Linked DNA regions of Homo sapiens: region 1 is linked to region 2. The links are chromatin contacts, found by Hi-C or POLR2A ChIA-PET in ENCODE. All regions are on one chromosome and are shown on one strand. Each heading gives the region's core, a stretch centred on a gene start or an enhancer-like site at or near the end of the contact. The rest is flanking DNA. Distances are from core to core; before and after follow the strand shown.

What was found. A loop is a pair of places that touch in the nucleus more often than their neighbours do. ChIA-PET counts read pairs that join two places held with the same protein, here RNA polymerase II (POLR2A). Pooled maps may share reads with other maps.
Region 1: a loop to region 2 is called in a map of GM12878, with 1.9 times the contacts of the local background. The contact joins the promoter of TSPAN33 here to the promoter of IRF5 in region 2. A Hi-C loop is called at or near these places in 1 of 168 maps with a recorded cell type or tissue (GM12878), 19 of 37 single-sample maps with no recorded cell type and 6 of 50 pooled maps. POLR2A ChIA-PET finds 5 or more read pairs at or near these places in 5 of 52 experiments (B cell, GM12878, H1 and 2 more).

The regions. Positions count from the first base shown.
Region 1 is chr7:129,143,457-129,147,670 of GRCh38, forward strand. TSPAN33 (tetraspanin 33) reads left to right here and starts at 1,251. Exons shown (of 8, transcript NM_178562.5): 1 at 1,251-1,626. The coding sequence starts at 1,525. RefSeq lists a silencer at 1,164-1,373.
Region 2 is chr7:128,936,457-128,940,465 of GRCh38, forward strand. It overlaps IRF5 (interferon regulatory factor 5), which reads left to right and starts at 1,471. Exons shown (of 9, transcript NM_001098629.3): 1 at 1,471-1,593. RefSeq lists enhancers at 1-93, 1,761-2,344, 2,378-2,447, 3,938-4,009 and a silencer at 1,338-2,097.

The sequences.
Region 1 (4,214 bases), core at 1-2,500, 210 kb after region 2:
TCTGATATTCAATTACTTCCGCAGTTTTAACACAATTCCACATGTAACGGCATCGGTCAGCATTATGTCCCACTGCTATTCCAAGCATACCCTGTGCTCCAGCCACAGCAGTCTGCTTATTTTGCACGAAACACATGGCGTGCTTTTGCACCTCCAGGCTTTGGTTCACCCCCTTTTTTTTTAATCCACCTGGATTATGTTTCCCCTCCGTCTCTACTATTCTAAATCCCATCCTCCCCTAATTTCACTTGCCACGCTATCTTCACTAACCTTCTACCAAACGTATTATAATTATTTGTGCGGTTATCATATTTCCACACTGGATTCTTAATTCTGCTAAAACGAAATACTGTAATGCCTTTGATGAGCCTTCCATGTGCCAGCCATGTGCTAAGTGAGCTACATGCATTATCTCATTTAATCCTCAAATCGCCATCTAGGTCAGGACTCTCCCATTTAACATTAAACAAACTGAGGCTCCGAGAGATTAAGTAGCTTGCAGCTTTCACGCAGCTAATTATGGTGGAATCAGATTCCCTCCCCGAGGTTCAACTTGTATTAGTTAGGGTAGCCAGCATAATATATTCGCCAGCTACGCTGCACTCAACCTGTGTGTGCCGGATCAGCATGTTAAAAACGGTGTCTGCAAGTAGACCAAGGGAAGAGGGGCTGCGGGGGCGGGAATTGAGACAGCAATGAATTAGGATGGCGGGATTGGCGGTGATGTTTCCAAATTTCCACTGTTGGGTTGTAGAGCTTCTGAAATAAGCATTTAAAATGTATAGTTACTAAACAAGATTGCATCTACCCTTGGTCTAATTGTTATGTGTAGGTTAGTTTTGTCTCCCTGATTTTATTGTCATCCCCCAGGGATTGTTTCTGTTCTCCCGCGTTCCCAGAGCTTTCGGCGCATTGCTCAACACACGGTGTGCGTACTTGTTGATTTTAATGTATGTGTGTTTGCATATGTGCACAGCAGCTGGGCGGAGGACGTGGGTGTGGGATGCACTGTGCATTCCTTCTCCTCACTCTTGTTCCTTTGAGCAGCTGCAGCCTGGATGCTTTCCCTTAGGGGTAGGGGAGAGGCAGAACCGCTGACCCTTTAACAAGTTATCCCTCACAGAACAGGTGTCTCCCCCGACTCTCGGTGGAGAGGGATGGCTGGATACTTAGTGACATCAGCCACGAGCCAATGGGAAGTCGGGCTCCAGCCGTCGCGCCAATGAGCGGCCGGGGGCGGGCCGGGTTTCCTGGGCGCCTGGCTGGCCGGGCTGGTCCTGCGGCCGCGGGTGAGTCTCGTCCGCTCGCGCTGCCCACCGCGGCTCCAGCAGCTCCAGGCGCGGTTCCCCGGCCCGCGCCGCTCCCGGCCCCCCGGCTCGGGCGCCTCCCGCCGCAGCGCAGGCTCCCCCGCCGGCCGGGCTCCTGCGCGGCGCGGCTCGGCTCATGCCCCCGGGCGCGGGGCACACAGGCCGGCCGGCAGCCGCTGGGAAATAGGCCCCCGGGGGCGGTGGCGGCGGCGGGGCCATGGCGCGGAGACCCCGGGCGCCGGCCGCCTCCGGGGAGGAGTTCTCCTTCGTCAGCCCGCTGGTGAAATACCTGCTCTTCTTCTTCAACATGCTCTTCTGGGTGAGTCTCGGGGTCGAGGGCACCTGGGCGGCGGGGTCCCCCCGCGGGGTGGAAGGGTGGCCCGGGGTGCCCCACGCGCGGGAGCCGCACTGCCGAGTTTTCTGGGCTGACGGCACTTTGGGGGAATTTATCCTGGGGAGGGACACCCCGGGGACGCCGCGTCTGCAGGGGGCGTTGTAGGGAGGAGGGTATGCCAGGGAATCAGTAAAGACTGATGGGTATTCTCGGGGCGTCGGAGGAGGGTCTGTGTTAGGCTAGAAATGTGGGTTTGAGGGAGCCTGTTGGCCCAAGGCGGACCCACTGACACATTCATGATGGGGGTCGGGGGTGGCGGCTGACTTTCAGGCCTGGGGGCCTGGAGGCCCGGCTGGCAAAGAAAGAAGAGGAAGGAAAAACCCAAACCTCTCTCTCCACCACCTCAGAGAGGATGGGTTACTGGCATCATCTCTTCCTTTTGCAGGCCTCATCTACCCCCACCTCCACCCCCCCAAAGTCTAGGAAGAATGGCCTCCAGGTGCAGATGTCTTTCCCATCCCAGCACTGCCCCAAACTTTGTCCCCTCCCTGCCACCCTTCTCAGGACCAGACTTCACCCCTGGAGCCTGGCAATCACCAGTGTCTTTAAACAGGACCCCGTGTTGGGCCGGAGGGCCAGGGGTCCTTTCAGAATCTTCTGCTTGGGGTGGAAAAAGTATTGGGCTGGGACTCCGGACACCTGGATTCCCATCCCACTCTGCCGTTCATTGTTGACTTGACCGACCTAAGCATGTATGTTCATGTCTGCAGGCCTTGACTCCCTCCCCCACAAATCCAACCCAGTGTGATCAGGGGTGGCAGAAAGACTGCTGAAGCTGAGAATTGAGCTGAACCAGATCATGCAATGCCAGCTCGACCCTGTTTCCTGGCTAGAGAGTCCTGGAGGTCCTGGGGTGTGAGAACATAGGGACATCCTTCCCCCATTCACCTCCTCTTCTGGCTCCTACCACACCAGAGCTGCTGCTTCTGGAGCCCACCATCCTTGCCCACTTCAGCTGGAGACCTAAAGTTCAGACTTGCAGGAGGGAAGAATTGAGTCTAAAATATGTTTCCTAGGGGAGGGAGCAGAACAGACATCTAAGCCATTTGCTGGAAAGGTTTCACAGGGCCCGTGGGGTGAGGTGCAGACACAAAGCCCATAAGTGCTGGCCTGTTGGGACAAATGAGAGAAATCCCATAGGGTGGTGATGACAGCGCACTCAGCCATCCTACTCCTGGGGAAAATGAAACTTGTGCTCCTATCAAATGCTCAGTTGTAAAACTGGAAAAAAATTTTAGAAGACATCTTGTCCAGCATCTGTGTTTATGTCTATAAAATGTAGAAAACTAAAGCACAGAGATGTTAAATGTTTTGTCCAAGGTCCAACAGCTGGTTAGCAGGCTTGGTCTGGTGACCTTTCTACTGAACCACAGTGCCGCTGGGGGAAGTCCTCAGCACAGATGGCTGCTGCTATAGCTGGGGTATGGGCAGTATTAGTAGTTAACCAGTCAACCCAAGTTCCCATAGTCTAGGTTCTGCTTCAGCTGGAGGTTAGGGAAAAACACAAGAAAATCCCTTACCACTCTACCAGTGCTGGGGGATGTACTAAGAGACTCCCCACTTAGGGGCAAGTATCAGTGAAGTCTCTGTGCTCACTGAGTGTGCCAGGCCAGTGACGTGACATCCTCGGAGCCAGCACTAGCATTTCAGGGACTTTAGGTCGTCACTCTGACTTCCTTTATCTGCCGAGACTGTCTCCCTTGGAGCCATTGGTACCTCACCCTTGTCTGTGCTCGCCAGTGACAACAGCTGGGTGCATCTGTTACACTTGTGTTCCTGGTCATTTTTTTTTTCTCGAGCTTCCCTACCCCCTACCTCCACCCTACCCCCCTTTTATCGGACAAACGACTTTGAGAGATCTCAGCCAGGAGAGAGTTTGGCTCCACAGACCCATTTACCTTGGTAAAAATGCTTCATTCAAGGTCAGAAGACGTGGGTGGCCAAGCTAGCACCACCCCAAATTAGAATAGAGCCCCTTCTTGGCCCTACAGTAGACTCATAAAAAATCAGAGGCTCTAGAAATAGCACACTGAAAGACAAGAGGCTCAGCATCTTTTTGGCACCAACTTACTGTGTGACCCTAAGCCAATGTATCTGTCTCTCTGACCTTAATCTTTCTCCTCTAAAGGAGAAACAATTTCTGCCTCAGTGAACTATTTAAGGATGAATGAATCATTTTGGGGACTGTTTTCTTTCTTCAAGACCTAGAGCTGGATCTAAGGATGAATCTCCCTGTGTCCTGATTGCCCTTCCTAGGGGACAGTACTTTTCAGGTGTTATTGAATGTCCCTTCTCCCCCAAACCCAGTGCTGCACAGGTATATTCATACAAGAGCAGCTGGAGAGAAAATGCTGCCTCCCCAGATCAGGGGGCCATCTTTCTTCCTAGCTCCTCTTCAGGGACTGGTTCCCATGCTTTCTTTTTTGTAGACTTCCACCATCCTAATCAAATTCTGCTCTTCTGCCCAGGAAGCACCTATGGATGAGATGATGGTCAGCCCACACCCTTTGCAG
Region 2 (4,009 bases), core at 221-2,720:
TAAAAATACAAGGCTCTGCTTGGCGCAGTGGCTCCCGCCTGTAATCCCAGCACTTTGGGAGGCCAAGGCGGGTGGATCGCCTGAGGTCAGGAGCTCGAGACCAGCCTGGCCAACATGGTGAAACCCCGTCTCTACTTGGGAGGCTGAGGCAGGAGAATCGCTTGAACTGGGGAGGCAGAGGTTGCAGTGAGCTGAGATCGCACTGCTGCACTCCAGCCCGGGTGACAGAGCAAGACTCCATATCAAAAAATAAAATAAAATAAAATGAACAATGAAAAGACAGGAGGGAGGTTCCTGAGTAAGCTGATTCGAGTGGAAATCAGACATCAAAATTGAAACCCGCTGAATTTTCCAAAAAGCCAGATGCTCATAGAACTGAAGCTTGAGACACTTACATCAGTACACCTGCTGCCTGTTGACCAATTCCTCTTCCTTGTCCCTCCTGTTTTCCTTCCCTGCTATATAAGCCCCTAACTTTAGTCAAGGGGAGGGATGGATTGGAGGTTTGTCTCCCCTCTCAACAGCTCACTGGCTGATGTCACCGGAATAAAGTCTTCCCTGGCAATACTCGCTGTCTCAGTGATAGGCTTTCTGTGCGGTGAGCAGCCAGACCTGGACCAAACCCCTGGCAATCCATAACAAAATCATAAGCAAAATCAACCAGGAAGCTATTTGCACCCTGGAACCCCACCTGGGAGGGGAAGTCAAGGCAGACTTTCCAGAGAAGGCGATGCTGAAAATTTCAGAAACAGAAATTTTGAAGAGCAAGAGTTACCAAGCGAAGAACATTCCATGAGAAGGAACAGGAGGTGTGTGAAGGTGGAGGTTCTGGGGTGAGGTTCTTTATGGAATCGAAAACGGTTCAGAACCACAGGTCGACGGTCAAGGTAGTAGTGAGAGGAGGTGGGACAGGCGACCACGCCGCTGCCCCTGGGATGACTGGAAGGCGACTTAGGGGAGCTGGGGCGAGACAGGTGCAGGGTTTGAGGATGAGAAAGGCACAGAGTGACTAGAGGATTCCCGCCTGCAAGCACATCTGGAAGGGGTGTCTGGATCCTGGGGGCAGCGACTGTGTTCTAGGGCGAGAGCCACCCTCGCCAGGGGTGTAGGCAGGCGAGAGGAGGGCCTGGAGCTGTGGGTCGGCCACACTGCGCCCTCATTTGTGTGCAGCCCCGGAGGACCAGAGTGGGGAAGCACCCCACCCTCTCCCAGGGCCCAACTGAGCACTGCAGCGGGAGGTACGGGGTTGTCAAATGACAGTTTTGCCATTCCAGATTGCCAAAAGAGCCAGTGGCCAGTCTAGGGCACCGCGCCGTCTGGCATCTCCCTGGAGGCCCTGGGCCTGGCCCGAGGCTCAGCCCGGATCTGCAGTTGCCAGGTCAGTGCGGGGCCCGGAGTGGATTCGCGGGGCGGGGCGGGGCACTGCCCGCGCCCGGAGCTCAGCAGCAGCTGCCCAGGGGCGGGGGCGGCAAGACGCGGAAGTGCCCGGCAGGTTGGCGGACCGGCGGGAGGCGCAGCCTGGGCAGAGCTCAGCTTGGTCCCGCCGCCCGGCCGGTGCTCCCTGGCGCAGCCACGCAGGCGCACCGCAGACAGGTGGGTCCCGGCCGCCGCGCTCTCCTCTCTGCGTCCGCGCCCGGCGCGCCCCGAGGGTGGCGGGAGCGGTGCCGGCTACTGCCCCCAAGTCTAGGCCTAGACTGGGCCCCGCGCCCCCCAGGCACCTGCGGGCGGCGGGATGAAGACTGGAGTAGGGCGGGGTCCGCGTCCAGCTGCGCCTGGAAAGCGAGCTCGGGTGGGTGCCTACAGCAGGGTGCGCCCGGCCGGCCTGGGACTTCCAAAGCGCCTCCCACGCCCCGATCGGTTTGGGGTGCTGGCGCCCGGGGAGCCCAGTGACCCAGGCGGCGGAGTGGGCAGCGCTGCGGGGGGCGCCGGCTCTGCTGCTCTCCCTCCCCCTCGCCATCGCCCAGAATGGGGGTTCCCGGGAGCCCCGCTGGAGGCTGGCTTGGACCACAGAGGAGCGAGGCCCGATCCTTACTTTCGATGCACTCGCCCTTGCTCTTACCGGGCCACCCTCACCCTTTCGGAAAAGAGGTTGAGGTTAAAGCGTTCATCCCCCGGGATCTTCAGGCCAATGGCAGGAACTGTGCAAGAGTTTGGGGGAAGATGGTGTCAGGTAGAGGCTGCGTCCCTGGGCTCGCGGCCGGGAATGGCAGACTCTCGTCCCCCGAGCAGCGGAAAAGGATGGGGCGCAATAGTTCCTGGGCTGGTTTCCTCAGGTCCTGTCCCAGAACTTAAGAAGGCAACAATGAAGAGGCTAAACGTGGAGGAAAAGTGAGGCTAGCATGGCCGGGATGCGTGGGGAGATGGTTGTCTCCGGACCCCGGGAGGGGCGGGAGCGGGTACCTGGGAGCAGAGGCTGGAGTGGGGGACTTTCCCAGCCTCGCGGCCACGCTGAACACAGCAGGGCGAGGACCGGGGTGCTGCTCCTCCAGCAGCAGGAGGAGAGGTCCAGAGGCCGACTCTGGAGGTGGGGGTGGCTCCGCGGGCTGGCCCAGGGGGTGTGCCCCAGCGGAGCACGCGGGAGGGGTGGGGGCGGAGGGGAGGGGGGAGCAGGGGCGGAGGACTGGGCTGGGCCTGGGCTCCTCGAGGGCCCAGAATGGGGATAAGTGACCAGAACCAGAGAGGGCTCGGCTGTATCGATGTAGGAAACTGTAGCCCCTCAGGAGGCCCTCTGGCAAGACCTCCCCTTCCTGCCCCCACCCCCAGTAGTTATGGGGCCTGGGGTGCTGGGGCTGAGGGGTTCCAAGAGTCAAGGGAAGCACTGGGAAATCACCCCTTTTTATCTAAAGGCCCTACTTTGGGGTTTTTCCCCTGTACCCTGGTCTTCCCCTACCCTGACCCTGGGAGGAAGCTGAAAGAAGCTTCTTTCTGGGCACCTTTTGCCCCAGAGCCTCAGCCTGTCTGGACCAGGTGGGCAGCAGGGCCCAGGGTGTGGGCAGCTGACCCGGAGGGGTGGGATTTGGGGGTCAGGGCCTGTACAGGGAACCCCTTGTCCTCTCCCTGAGCTGGGTGTGGGTTTGCAAGGAGACATGTGACCCAGACCAACCCTGGGAGCAGCAGGGCGCCTGCTGTCTGGCCACTCTTACTAGGACTGCTGTGGCACTTCCTCCCCTAGTGGGTCCCTGGTGCCCATGAATTGCAGCTCCTGGGTGGTGGTGGGGGCACTGTCTCCTGGGACTCCAGCATGGCCCTGGGGTGAGCTGTGGGCTTACCCCACCTCAGCAGGTCCTCTAGGGCTGCCCACTGGATGCTTCGCTGCCTCACACAATTGTAGGGACTTCCTCAGGCTGTTGGATTTCCCCACCTTCCGGGGCTCAGGTCCATTGACTTAGGTCTAGGGCTCCATACATTTCACCCAGAGACTCCGGAGCCTGGCAGGCAGACCTGTTCTGACACCGAACTTCCAAAGTCATGGGCCTTGATTGGGGTGGTCTGAATTAGACCTAGCCCTTTTCTGGGCAGAAGGGAGCTTCTAGGAGGATGGATGCTGTTCGGGTTAGAGCTCGTGTGGACCTAGCTGCAGGCAAAAGCCTTGAGGCTGAGTCCCTTCTGTGGCATGGTGGACAGACTCTCGCTCATCACAGCCGGGCTTGTCACGGGAGCTCCTCCTCCACACCCCTCCCTAAGCTGCCTGTATGGACGCGGCCCTCTGACACTGAGGTCGGAGTTATCATTTCAAAACCTTGCTCTGTATTAAACAGCCGTGTTGGGCAGGGCCAGACTGCTGGACTGACAGTAGGGGGCAGGCAGCCGGACCCTCTGAGCTCCCCAACGGCACCAGCGCCTGCACGGCCTCAGCCCAGGGGGTCATTAGGGAAGCTCTCCCCGATTCTGTGCAGACAGAGCTTCCTCTGTCCACCCTTGCTCGGCCAGAATTGTGTGCCGCTGGTGACTGGCACCCCTCTATTCTAGGGCCAAGGCCTCTCAGGGGTCTACAGATACAACTATGGGT